Regions from separate parts of the Homo sapiens genome. Here region 2 is linked to region 1. A link is a contact called in ENCODE Hi-C or POLR2A ChIA-PET data. All regions are on one chromosome and are shown on one strand. The core of a region is the stretch at or near the end of the contact, and the rest is flanking DNA. Distances in the headings are between cores, read along the strand shown.

Evidence for each region. A loop is a pair of places that touch in the nucleus more often than their neighbours do. ChIA-PET counts read pairs that join two places held with the same protein, here RNA polymerase II (POLR2A). Pooled maps may share reads with other maps.
Region 2: a loop to region 1 is called in a map of CD4-positive, alpha-beta T cell, with 14 times the contacts of the local background. The contact joins the promoter of SLC30A9 here to the promoter of RFC1 in region 1. A Hi-C loop is called at or near these places in 1 of 168 maps with a recorded cell type or tissue (CD4-positive, alpha-beta T cell) and 7 of 50 pooled maps. POLR2A ChIA-PET finds 5 or more read pairs at or near these places in 2 of 52 experiments (CD8-positive, alpha-beta memory T cell and H1).

Annotation. Positions count from the first base shown.
Region 1 is chr4:39,362,670-39,369,214 of GRCh38, reverse strand. It overlaps RFC1 (replication factor C subunit 1), which reads left to right and starts at 2,853. Exons shown (of 25, transcript NM_002913.5): 1 at 2,853-2,976. The coding sequence starts at 2,974. RefSeq lists an enhancer at 2,812-2,931.
Region 2 is chr4:41,987,916-41,994,762 of GRCh38, reverse strand. It overlaps SLC30A9 (solute carrier family 30 member 9), which reads right to left and starts at 4,233. Exons shown (of 18, transcript NM_006345.4): 1 at 4,003-4,233. The coding sequence starts at 4,111. RefSeq lists enhancers at 4,062-4,201, 4,482-4,561 and a silencer at 4,133-4,352.

The DNA.
Region 1 (6,545 bases), core at 1,604-4,103:
CACTTTGGGAGGCCGAGATGGGTAGATCACGAGGTCAGGAGTTCGAGACCAGCCTCACCAAGATGGTGAAACCCCGTCTCTACTAAGAATACAAAAAATAGCCAAATGTGGTGGTGCACAACTGTAATCTCAGCTACTCAGGAGGCTGAGGCAGAAGAATCGCTTGAACCTGGGAGGCGGAGGTTGCAGTGAGCCGAGATGGCGCCACTGCACTCCAGCCTGGGTGACAGAGCAAGACTCCGTCTCAAAAACAAAAAACAAAACAACCCCCCCCCCAAAAAAAACTACGTAAAGCTAAAAAAGAAAATCTCAATCATGTATTGAAAGCATAAATTCATAAGCATCATAGTGAACACATGCCACGTGATGGTATGCTGATCATGAAACAAAGATCTATTGCAATGAACTAAAAATTGAAGGGAATTGTGCATATTCAACTGGCTGGTTGCATAAATTTAAGAAAAGACAGGGTGTTACATTTTTAAAAAATCTGTGGCAATAAAGCATCTGCTGATCACAAAGCAGTGGAGAAATGTGTTGATGAATTTGCCAATATTTTCACTCATGAAAATCTGACACTAGACCAAGTCTACAAGATTGCTGAAACATCACTGTTTTGGTGTTATTTGCCCCAGATAGATACTAACTATGGCTGATGAGCTAGCCCATAAAGGAATTAAGGATGGGAAGGATGGAATAACAGTGCCGGCATGTGCTAATGCAGCAGGCATCCATAAATGTAAACTTGCTGTGATAGGCAAAAGCTTATATCCATACTGTTTTCAAGGAGTGAATTTCTTTCCATGCCATTATTCTGCTAACAAAAAGGCATGGATCAGCAGGGAAATCTTTTCTGATTGGTTTCACTTTTTTTTTGTTTTTGTTTTTTTTTCCTGAGACAAGGCCTCTCAAAGTGCTGGGATTATAGGCATGTGCCACCATGCTCAGTCCTATTTTGGGTCTTCAAAAATATTTCCATTCTGGATATCTATTCCTTTATAAGAAACCACTCCAATACTTATTACCTTAACAGAGCAATCATTTAATTATGTTCACGCTACTGTGGGTCAGGAAATTTGGACAGGCCTTGACTGAGTGATTTTTCTGCTCTCCCAGGTGTTGAATGGGGTCAACAAAGCTAGTGAAATTCCATCAGTTGCTGGATGGGATCTGAGATGGCTTCATTTACATGCATGGTGCCTGGTGGAGATGGCTATAAGGCTGGTCTCAGATGACCACCTCCCTGGCTTTACATGGTGCTCCAAGAGAGCAAGACAGGAGCTGCCAGTCTTCTTAAAGCTTAGGTCTGGAGTTGGCATAGTATCACTTCCATTGTATTCTTTGATCAAATCAGTCATAGGCCAGTCCAGGTTCAAGGGAGGAGTTTCAAAGCATATGCAGTCATTTTAGATCTGGTATATTTCTGAGATAGAGTATTTTCATGTAAATAAATATTCCTAAAGAAAACAATCTCACAAAGAAGTTACAGTCTCCTGACTTAAGTCTCATTTAAACTCAAGGAAGGCTTCAAATGCCAAAAAAAAAAAAAAGCAAAAGTTAAGAGGAATGTAATATAAAAGACACGTACAACTTTTTATGTCTTATTTACTCATTTATTGATTTATAACACAATGAACATTATAAATTGGTGTAGGTCCTCTAAAATTATGGGCAAAAATTTGTGTGATATGTCTGCTAAGACAAAACCGAGGCACAGTAACTTGCCCTTGGTCACATAAATAGCAGGTGGTGGGGCTGGAGACCTAGCATCCTGGCTTCAGAGGGAACAGTGCAGTGAGGCCCTGTTAATAAGTAACAGTCTGTCTGTAAATTCGGGATAAGAGTAGTCAGTGTCATCATGGGGATAAAATGAGCTAGGCTAGTCCAGAGCTGCACGTACAACAATAGGCGTTTAATAAATACAAGCTGTCAATGCTCAGCCTCTGTTGTATTCCAGGCTGTTCTATCTTTCGCCATAGAAATGTTGGTGTCATAAAGCGCAAGACCCAACAGGGGGTGGATGGGTGAGAATTTCAAAAGTGTAGCTAGAGCCAAAGCTGGAGATACTGCTTTCTCCATTGAACTCTTTATGGTCTAATCTTTCTCTTGAAATCGTACGCAAATGTTTCATTGTATTCCGTGATTCAATTGCTAATCTATTCATATACAACTGGTTTACCCCAAAGCTTTCGGTATCTTTTCTTTTTTTTGAGGCGGAGTTTCGCTCTGTCGCCCAGGCTAAAGGGCAGTAGCTCGATCTCGGCTCACTGCACCACTGCCTCCTGGGTTCAAGCAATTCTCCTGTCTCAGTCTCCCGAGTAGCTGGGACTACAGGCACACGTCACCACCCCCTGGCTAATTTTTGTATTTTTAGTAGAGACGGGGTTTCACCACATTGGTCAGGTGGTCTCGAACTCCTGACCTCAGGTGACCCACCCGCCTCGGCCTCCCAAAGTGCTGGGATTAGAGGGGTGAGCCACCGCGTCCGGCCTCTTGATGAAACCTTATTACAGAATAGATATTTATACATAATATGTAAAACGCACAGCTAAAACATTTATCTTACTAAAGTTGGTAGTAAAAACTTTTCAAAGTTACTATAGGGAAGTGCATTGTCCAGACGTGTAACCGGGAGGTACTTGGGTACCCCGCCTGCCAAGGAAACCAATATCGGATCCCCCTACTTTAGCGCCCCCGCCAAAAACCGAGCTCACACCAAAGCACCGTGGTTCCTCTCGATGTCAGCGGCCCGCCTGCCCTCGGGGCAGCACCTGGGCAGGCGTCGCACCTCCCGCCTCTGGGCGGGACGGAAGCAAAGCTCGCGCCTCCTGACGTCATCACCGCGCGCCACTGTCTTCGCCTTCTTGCACTTCGCGGGAGAAGTTGTTGGCGCGAATGGATCCTGAGCCTCGATAACAGATTCCTCAACCGGCCCACCCGCCAGCCAGCCAGCGCCTTCATCCTGGGGCTGCGATGGTGAGCCGCTGGGGGAGGCCGTGCGGCTCGGGGTCTGGGGGGGCTTTGCAGGCCTGGTGTGGACCGGGCACTCCTGGTATGCAGGGTGGGGGAGGATGGCGGTGGGTGGTTCCGGAGGCTAGCAAAGGCAGAGAAGGGGCCGCACACCGGGCACTGGACGCAAAACTTTCATTGCATCGCGGGCTCTGGCTCTGGGCGGCAGCCAGCGCGCAGGGATTTTGTTGCTACGTGTACTTGCACTTTCCCCCCGCCCCCCACTCTTGGGGGAAGGGAGAAAGGAAGAGAGGAAGGATGGTGGTTTTGGGACGCATTGGTAAAGTTATTTTCTTGTTCGGCGTTGCCCGAACCTCAGTTTGAGTACTGCCTAAAGCGTGGATTTCAAGCTTTGGGTCACGAGGGAGAAGAATGTAACAAACTTTTCTTTCTTAGGGAATATGTTGTGTAGGGCCTTAAACTTTTATCATTAACAGCTCAGCTCGTCTCATCTCCGCTCGTCATTAACGATCACCTGAGCGGTGTTGAGACCGAGGGCATGGAGAGGATATTTTATTTTGTTTAGATGAGTTCATAGGAGTCAAAAGGATAACATGGCTTACTAGGAAAAAGAAGTACAGCGAATAGAAACAGATGCAAGACATTTGACAGCTGTCATCCTCTTACCACCTGATGTTTAAAATCTGAAAAAAACCCAAGCCTCACTGCATAATTCTGGATAAAATGTTCAAACAAATTGAAAGTGAAATGATTATGCAGCCAGCAAAGCAGACATTCCTGATGGTATGGCAATGGATATGGCTCTGTGTTTGAAATATTTTTAAAGGACCATTTAAAATGTTCATTAAGCTAGAAGATACTTAACAATCCGATATAATTTTTTTCAATCATTGGTCAACGTGTCACAGTGACAACATTCTGGGGGGGGGCGGTGAAAATTTTATGCCACACTGGGAAACGTTGCAGGCCTTTGTGTTTCTTCTCAAAAAAGGGCAACAGTAATGATAGTAGCTACCTTGTACCAAGCATCTTCTTTAGGTCAATATGTGAACTGTTGGTTTTCCATGGTTTTTTTTTTTTTTTTTTTTTTTCATTTCAACCCACATCGATGCAGTTTTACAGATGGTGCAAGCACCTTTTTGGAATTTAAACAGTGTATCATATAACTAGTAGGTGGTTGAACTAGAATTAGAATCTTGGTGTTTCTGACCACCATGTTATACTACTTCCCTATAATGATCATCATTACATTTTGGAGGCCAAAGCACTGTGGTATTTTGGAAGCTTGAGACTTGGAGTCTTGAAGATGAAGAACGTGGTAATATTTTAGTTTAATGGTTTATATATTAATTTATAGTTATATTACTATGTTAGTATAGTCTAGTTTAATAGTTACGTGGTCTTGGGCAAGTAAATAGCTTAAGTTTAATCTCTTTAAGCCTCTGTTTCCTTATCTGTAAAAGAGGGGAAAATAATAGCTGCCATAGTGATTGTTTTGGGGATTAAGCAAGATGTATAGGTAAAGCTTCCGTTCTGGTTCTGGTGCCTGGCATGTTAGGCAACTACACAGCTACCAGTGATCTATTTTCTCAGAAAGGACTCTATGGAAAGTTACATAGATTTTAAGAGGCATGGTAGATTCCTCTGTCATTTATGGTGAACATAGCTTGTGTGGTCAACTTTTGATCATTCAGGTGCTTTTACTTTTGGTTCTTTTCTTTCTTTAGTACTCCTGTTCATGGTGCAGATAAAAAATAGACCTCTTCTCAGAAAAGAAATAGGTCAAATTGGTCAGTTTTGTTGTTAGTGGGTAAACATCCTATGAGGTAGATAAGAATTTTGTATTATACTGATATTTAATTTAGCCCTCCAGTCTCTAGTGCAACAATTAGCAAAACCCTAGACTAAAATTGATTCAACAAATGTTTATTGAACACTTGTGCAAAGTTATAAGACAGTAGTTCTTTTTTTTTTTTTTCCCTCAGACTGTGTCGTTGGGTATGAAGGACAGTAGTTCTCAATCTTTGTTTCAGTTACAGTTTCCTTTGATAAATACAGTGAATGATATGCAAATTTTCTGCCCAGAGAAATGCATATGGGCATATACACACCATTTTAAGGGATTGACCTATCTTCTTCTTCTTTTTTTTTTTTTTTTTTTTTTAAAGGCAAGGTCTTGCTCTGTTGCCCAGGCTGGAGTGCAGTGGTGTGATGATAGCTCACTGCCATCTCTAATTCCGGGGTACAAGCGATCCTTCCACCCTGGCCTCCCAAAGCATTGAGATTACAGGCATGAGCCACTGTGCCTGGCCTGTTCACTTATCATCTTCTTCTTCTTCTTCTTTTTTTTTTTTTTTTGAGAGTCTTGCTGTTTTGCCCAGGCTGGAGTGCAGTGTGCAGTCTTGGCTCACTGCAACCTCTGCCTACCAGGTTTAAGCGATTCTTGTGCCTCAGCCTGCCTGGTAGCTGGGAATACAGGTGTGTGCCACCATGTCCAGCTATTTTATTTTTTTATTTTTAGTAGAGATGAAGTTTCACCATGTTGGCCAGGCTGGTCTTGAACTCCTGGCCTCAAGTTGATCCACCTGCCTCAGCCTCTTAAAGTGCCGGGATTACAGGCATGAACCACTGTGCCTGGCCTATTCACTTATCTTCTGAAGCCCATCCATAGACAGCTCTTGCCCTGGGAGCTGCATTGAAAACAAAAATTCCAATTAAAAGTTATCAATAAAGAAATAAAGTACGTGTATTCACACAATGGAATACTGTGCAACCTTTATAAAAATGAGAAAACTTTATACTCTGATATGAAACAATTGCCAAAATATAAAATTTCTCTGGAAAGATACAGAAGGAACCAACTGATAACATTTGTTGCCTCCAGAGATGGGAAATATGTGTCTGAGAGGCAGGATAAGAGGGGGACTTTTTACCCTTTCGAAATTTGAACCACGTAAATAAATAGAAAGAAAATTAAAAATAAAAGAAATAAAGAAGCCATGTAGACAATTTGAATTTCACTGAGATTTAATTGTTTGCACAAAACGTGAATAAAACCTGAGAGATGCCATTTTTAAGAAGTCAGCATATATAATTAATTGGTTGGTATAATTATTGAAAATATGCATAAGATTGAATTAAACACACATGAGACTTAAGGAACAGCTGTTTGAAGAGCCGTGAGGTCAGTTTAAATAAATTGTGGTCTGAACTGTTTCATTGCTCCACTCCTACAGGCAGGCAACTTTCACATCATGGTTTACTATGTGGAATGCTCTCCCTGGAGCAGTGCTCGACTTTATTATAATATAGCTTTTGCCAAATAATATGCTTTTGCCATGCATATGTACCTGAACTTGGCCTCTAAGGCCCCTACCTACCTCTCTGATTTTCTCTCTCTGTCTTTTGAGTGTGTTAGGTTGGTTCTGTTTCTCTCCGGGCTTTTGTTGCTATTTTCTTTCTTTGAAATAGTCTTCCTCCACATCCTTGCATGTCTGTCTTTTTTTCATCATTTAAGTTTCTCTTGCTAATCCAAGGTCATGAAGATTTATGCTTAAGAGCTTTGTAGTTTTAGC
Region 2 (6,847 bases), core at 2,984-5,483, 2.6 Mb before region 1:
GCGCCCACCACCATGCCTAGCTAATTTTTGTATTTTTAGTAGAGATGAGGTTTCACGATGTTGGCCAGACTGGTCTTTTGTAACTGTCAATACTCTTAGTTATTTAAAGAGGTTGAGGAGGAGGAGGGACCTCTGCTGGGGATAAAAGTTAAATTCTCAGCCTACTTTTCTTATGACAATAAATACTAGCAGATTGGAGACAATAATAACATAGTATGTTTGATTTCTATTTTCTATTTAAAAATTACACTTTTATTAATTTCAGTGTTCATCTAGTATACTTAAGTGTCTTCCCCTCTCAAATTTTTGCCAAATGAGGCAAGGTATAAATACATGAAAAAAAGAAATATGTGCTCTATCCTAACCCAAAGAACTTTTTATAAAAAAGGATATACTTACTACAGAAACTAAGTAACATTTTTATTCTTTAGAAGTATATGTGTACTGTAGATCATTTGTAAAACACAAATAAAAAAATTTTTAGACAAACTCACTGTTAATATCACAGTATATATTTTCACTGTATTTTTCTACAGTTTTTACCTAATAACACAAGAGTATTTTCCATGTCACTATTCTTCTAAATTATAACTTTTTTTTTTCTTTTGAGATGGAGTTTCGCTCGTCGCCCAGGCTGGAGTGCAGTGGCGCAATCTCAGCTCACTGCAACCTCCACCTCCTGGGTTCAAGTGATTCTCCTGCCTCAGTCTCCCAAGTAGCTGGGATTACAGGCGCCCGCCACCATGCCCAGCTAGTTTTTGTATTTTTGGTAGAGATGGGGTTTCACCATGTTGGCCAGGCTGGTCTCGAACTCCTGACCTCAGGTGATCCCCCTACCTCGGCCTCCCAAAGTGTTGGGATTACAGACATGAGCCAACACACCCAGCCCTGAATTATAATTTTTTAAAAAAATGGTTGTATACATCACCAGCCCATAATAAAGGTATCATAATATATTTCAGTTTCCCACTCTCCATAACTATGAACTACCAATTTATTACTATAATAAACTTCTGCAAACATTTTAATATGTATTTTGATTATTTCTTTAAAGTAAATCCTTTTGAGTAAAAACTGTTAGGTCAGAGGGCATAAACCGTTTATGTTTTCAATCAGTAGTTAAGAGAGTTCCTGTTTTCCCACACCCTCAATATGGGGTATTATCATTATGAAAAATTCGGCCAAAATGAAATAGGCAGTGAGAAGTAAAACCCTTTAAAGTCTCTGTTTTTCAGTATGGAACATTTTTGCATTTTTATTGGCCACTTGAACAACTTTATGAACTTTGTATTCAATTCCTTTGTCCATTTTCCTACTGGAATGTATACTGGTTTGTAAAAATTCTTTATAACTTAGATACTAACTCTAACTACACTATCTAATTGAGTAGTCACTGTTTACTGAGCACTTAAAACGTGGTTAGTCTGAACTGTGATGTGCTGAAAGTGTAAAATACTCACTGGGTTTTAAAGACAGTACAAAAAGATGATGTAAAATACTTCAATAATTTTGATATTGATTACATGTTGAAATATTTTGAATATACTTAATAAAATAGTATTAAATTTTATATATTTTATTATTAAAATATATAAATTTCGTTATTAAAATTAATTCTAGGATATATTAAAATTAATTCATCTTTAATTTTACTTTTTTTAATGTGGCTATCAGACAACTCAAAATTACAAACAGGGCTCTCATATTTCTTTTAGACAGTTTCTATTTTGCCTTTAAAGGCATTCCTCATTTTTAAGTATTCAAGCAATCCCTCAAGGTTTCCTCCTCTCCTTATGCTTTATAAGCTTTTCCCAGCCACAGGCATTTTAGAAGCATAAACTAAACCTTACTTCTAGACAAATAAAAACAACTGTTTTTAGATTTTCTTTCTCCAAAAGTTCTTCAAATAGTCTTCTCACATGCATCCAATTTAAATAGTACTCTTTTTCTAAATGATTTTTAAATTTTGCCATAATAATGGTTGCCCTTTTAAGAAATGCTTCATTACTGAAACTAAATTTTCACAAAGTTATTTTTAAAAACCTACTAAGCATTTTTAAGTGTAAAAAAAATTTTAATTTTTTGTAGTAATAAACATTCCAAACAACTTTGCAAAGTCATTTTGACCACTAAGGTAGGTAATAATTATCTGTGTTTCACAGACAGATGAGACAAAGAATACATAATTTTCAACATAATGACAGCTACACAGAAGAGGGATTACAAATTACACTGTTTCTTCTCCTTTTTGCCAACACTTAAAGGGCAGTTTAGACTAAATTTAACAGCCACTGTAATTTCAGTGTAAAATGCCAAAATTGCTTGGTCAATAGAAACAATTGTGTTAGAAACTTACTTGGGGATTCTGGAGTACAGTATAAACGTATGATTCATTTTTCTTTTTCTTTTCTTTTTTTTTTTTTGAGACAGGTCTCACTCTGTCACCCAGGCTGGAGTGCACTGGCATGCTCAAGGCTCACTGCAGCCTCAATTTCCTGGGCTCAAGCGATCCTCCCACCTCAGCCTCCTGAGTACAGGCTAGGATTACAGGCGCGCGTCACCAAACCAGGCTAATTTTTTGTAGAGAGGCAGTTTTGCCATGTTGCCCGGGCTGGTCTTGGAACTCCTGGGCTGAAGCGATCCACCCACCTCAGCGTCCTAAGGTTTACAATCTTCCTGAGGATTAGCAGCATGAGCCACTGCACCCAGCCGATGATTCATTCTGTCCATAAGGGAACCTGGCAGTATATTGCCAATATGGAAAAACTCAACAGTTACACTTTTCTATCACTACCAAAAAAGCCCTGGGAATAGTGCTGTTAAAATTTATCCGTTTGAAATTCTAAGATTCAGCTTTACATTTATTGCAAATAAAAGATACGAATATATTCTAATTTATATCCACAGCATAGTTACTATAGCTTATATTACATAAAATCTCGAATGACTGCAACTTCCGACTTCTTTCAGGAGGTCACGAACATGTTACAGGTTTTTTCAAACCTATGTTTTTACAGACAGCTCACTATGTTGCCAAGGCTAGCCTAGAACTATTGGGCTCAAAAGATCTGCCTGCCTCAGTCTCCCGAGTAGCTGGACTACAGGAGCGCACCACCACACCTGGCTTCGAACATGAATGTTTCGGTAAATACTCTCTGCATCCCAAGAATGGAGGGATTAGGTTAAGGGTGGACTTAGTTCTGTCTTCTCCCTCAGAGATCCTATCAGTTCTCAGTGTCAAGCAATGTGTGTCAAGCTACGGCAAAAACGAAGGTAAGCCTGATTAGTTCAATGTTATTTTGGAAACTCTCAAACCATTTAAATTTGAGTCAGAAAAGAATGTTGAGAGAGACGAAAATTCTCTTCAACCACCTTTTTTTCTGGGTTACCACTACAACTGCCACCTTTTCACCAAAAAGACTGCTCAGCCGAACTGAAGAGTTTCTTTGTTTTTCGGACCCAAACTGGGTTCATTCAATGATTGTCGGATACTTTCGTACTTCTTCCAAAAGATCCGTAGTGAGTAGCACCCCTCCTTCCTTTTAGAAAATTTAAGAAAATAAGTTGGGAGAGTAAGAAAAAGAAGGCCAAGAAAATCTCAACCAAGTGCTAAATGAAGGTGCGCTGGAAAGCTCCAAAGACCCTGGAACTTTGCGGAGTCCGCAATTTCCAACCGCGGAGGTGAGTAACCGCGGGACACCGCGATGCGCACGTAACATTTTGTTTGGTACAAAGCGGTAGGCTTCAGAGGTGCAATCCGGCCCGCGAGGTGCCCACAAGTTCCCGCGGGGGCCATGCTAGGGCTGCAGAAGGCATCAGAGTCAGAGACCTGTCAGGACCCCCGCGGGCTGCGCAGGCTGAACTGGAAAGGCGGAGGCCAGAAAGGAAGGTTCTGAGGTTGGCGAAAGGCAAGTGGGCGAATTGCCCCAGGCGAGGCGCCGAGCCCAGCCTGGCCCTCCAGTTCGGCTTCTACGGAGCCAGCGGCCAGCGCGGGACACTCACCCTGGCGGTCGCTGGGATTACAGGCCGCCGCCCTGCATCGCAGACGGAGCCGGCACAGGGAGGACCAGCTACATCTGTGGGCCGCGGCGGCGGCCAAGCCGGGTAACATCCTGGTGGGGCAGAGGCCCCTACTCGGACACCGCCTTCTGCCTCCGCGCCGCCACCGGTACCAACTGACTCCATAGACTGGACATCAGCGAACACCGATGGCTTCGCCGCCACAAGCTGCCTGGGTGACCCGGAAACGGCAACGTCATTTAGCGACGCCTGCCGTGGAGGTAGCGGAAGTGACGTAACACGTTGAGCACCAATAGGGAGGCCTTCCTTCCCGGGGACCCAGACTCCCAAAGTGGGGAGGGCGTGGCTGCAGGGGAAGTTTGGTGTCTGCCGTCTTCTTTTGCACCTGTACTTTTGCGCTTGGTTGGAAATCACGTAAACTGTTTACATCTTGTTCAGCCAGGAAAGCTGTCCTTTGGGAGTTCTACTTATTCCTTTTTTTCTGGACTCGAAACCGGGGCCGTGGTTTCGGAAATGGGAGGAAAGATGGGAAGGATGGACGCAGGTTTTCTGAGCCTCTCTACCTAGAGCCTGCCAGGATAAACCCAAATTAGAACCAACATGTCCAGTACTCTCCGAACGTCTGCCACGTACATCGTTCTCCTTGTTAACACCAGTGTGTATCCAGTATCATAAAGGCAAGTACACACTTCGGAATCAGCTACTTGCCCTACTAATCTGTGAACCTCAGATTTTTGCCTGCAATATAAGAGGTTTTATGTTCATGACAAGTTAGGGTAAACGGAGGTATGCAGACTTCGAAACATTTTGGTCCCAGGGAGAAAGAAACCTGAACAGTATCCACGTTAACTGTTTCTCTCTGCCATGCTCATTCAGCTCTTAACTCAAACTCAAGAGAGGCCTTCCTTGACCACCCTAGCTATGGTAGTCCTGGTCATTCTCTACCCGGCTGTCCTATATACTTTTCTTCAAAACGCTTATCACTATTTGAGATTTTTTTTTCTATTTTGTGTCCTAGAATAGAAAATAAGCATCATGATGCTGGAATCTTGTCTATTTTGTACATGGCTGTATAAAGCCGCTAAAACAATGCCTGGCAAAAATAAATTGAATGGAATGTATGGTGGTTTGTTTTAAAGTTAATCTGAGTCGCTTATCTATATTACTGCAAAATAACTATCTCGGGGAAATTTAGTATGTCCTTAATTTTTAAAAAAATCAACAAGTCTCTTATACTAATTGAGATAAGTATAACCAAATGAGGAAAGAGATTATCGTTAAGAATGGTAAGCAAATTTAATTTCCTATGACAAACATAACTTAAAATATTCAGTGGACAAACATTAAAAAATGATGTCCCATAAATGTAGGCTCAATATTACTAAAAAATCTGAATATTACTGGAAAGTTACTTTCCCTTTCTTGTAATAGATTTTAATAGAAATTCAACTTTATGAAGTAAAAATACATAAAGGCTTACCTCTTATTTTATGGTAACTATGCAAACATCTATTAACTTTTATGGATAATTCTTTTTGAACAAAACTAATCTCATATTTTGGATTCTTAAAATGGCTTTGGTTTCAACTCGTTTTAGGCAAGCCTGATCAAAACTTCTCAGGTTTTATTTTTAATTTGTGCGATAGGATTATTATTTTTATTTTGTTTAGCTGTACTAATCATTTTTAGAAGAAAATGTTCCTTTCTTGATAAAACTTTTAAAAAAAATACATTTTGTGCAGAGTTCTTAATTTCCATAACAGCCCACCTGATGTGTAAAATATGTTGGTGCACAGTAAAATTTCACAGTGTGTGCTTTCCTGTCCTTCTTTTTCCTGGTATAGTTGGGGTGTAACTTGACTTAGACACTACTAATTGTTATAAACCTCCAGTACCCTTGATTTGCCAAATAAGTTTGAAGAACAAAGTGTATCATTTTCTGTTACCTTAACTCTCACAATGCTGTATCACATAATAAAGCCTCAACAGACTTGGATTAAAATAACTCTGCAGTTGTCTTGGTATTTATACCTACATATCATGATATACTTATCCTTTTGGAAAGTCTTTGAAACTTCCCCAAGTGCTAAAACTTAAGATAATGTCAGTTTTAGAGTTCCTTAGGGGAATTTCCTTTGACCCTAAATCCCATCCTTACCAAGAGACTTTGTTTTTATGCTCCATTTGAGACACATTCAGCGTTGCCTACCTATACATAACAGGTAAGATTCTAGTATCATAGGGCTTATTTTCTATTGGAAGAGGCAGCAAATTTATAAATAAATATATTGATAATTTAAAACTAATAGCAGCAGTAGTAATATTAATCATTTACTAATTGCCAGGCCCTCTGTGTACACTGTCTCATTCATAATACCTTAAATAAGTTATAGGTAGACGAAGAAACCAAGGCACAAAGATCTTGATCTTAAACACCACTCTTTCTAAGTCAATGGGTACTTGCCTTTGGAAGAAAATGTGATGTCTTCTCAAAAGACTTGAATGATAATATGGTGTTCCTATTTTTTTTTTCCTGGAATGTAGGTTAAGAGAGAATTTCCCCAGATATTTTTTACTCATGTGATCAACATGGTATAAAATTGTCCAAGTTTCATGAGGATACATGATATAAATAGATGCCTAAATATAGGGAACTATTAAGTCAGATAGATAGAAACAGAAGTAGGAAAGGAGTGAAGTGTCATTTGATTATTACCATACACCATAATTCCTGCAAGGTTTTCCATTAACTCTGAAGAAGTTCCAACATCTTTCAGAAATTTGCTTGTGCAATTGAGCTAACTACTATTGCTTGGTTTCATCCTGT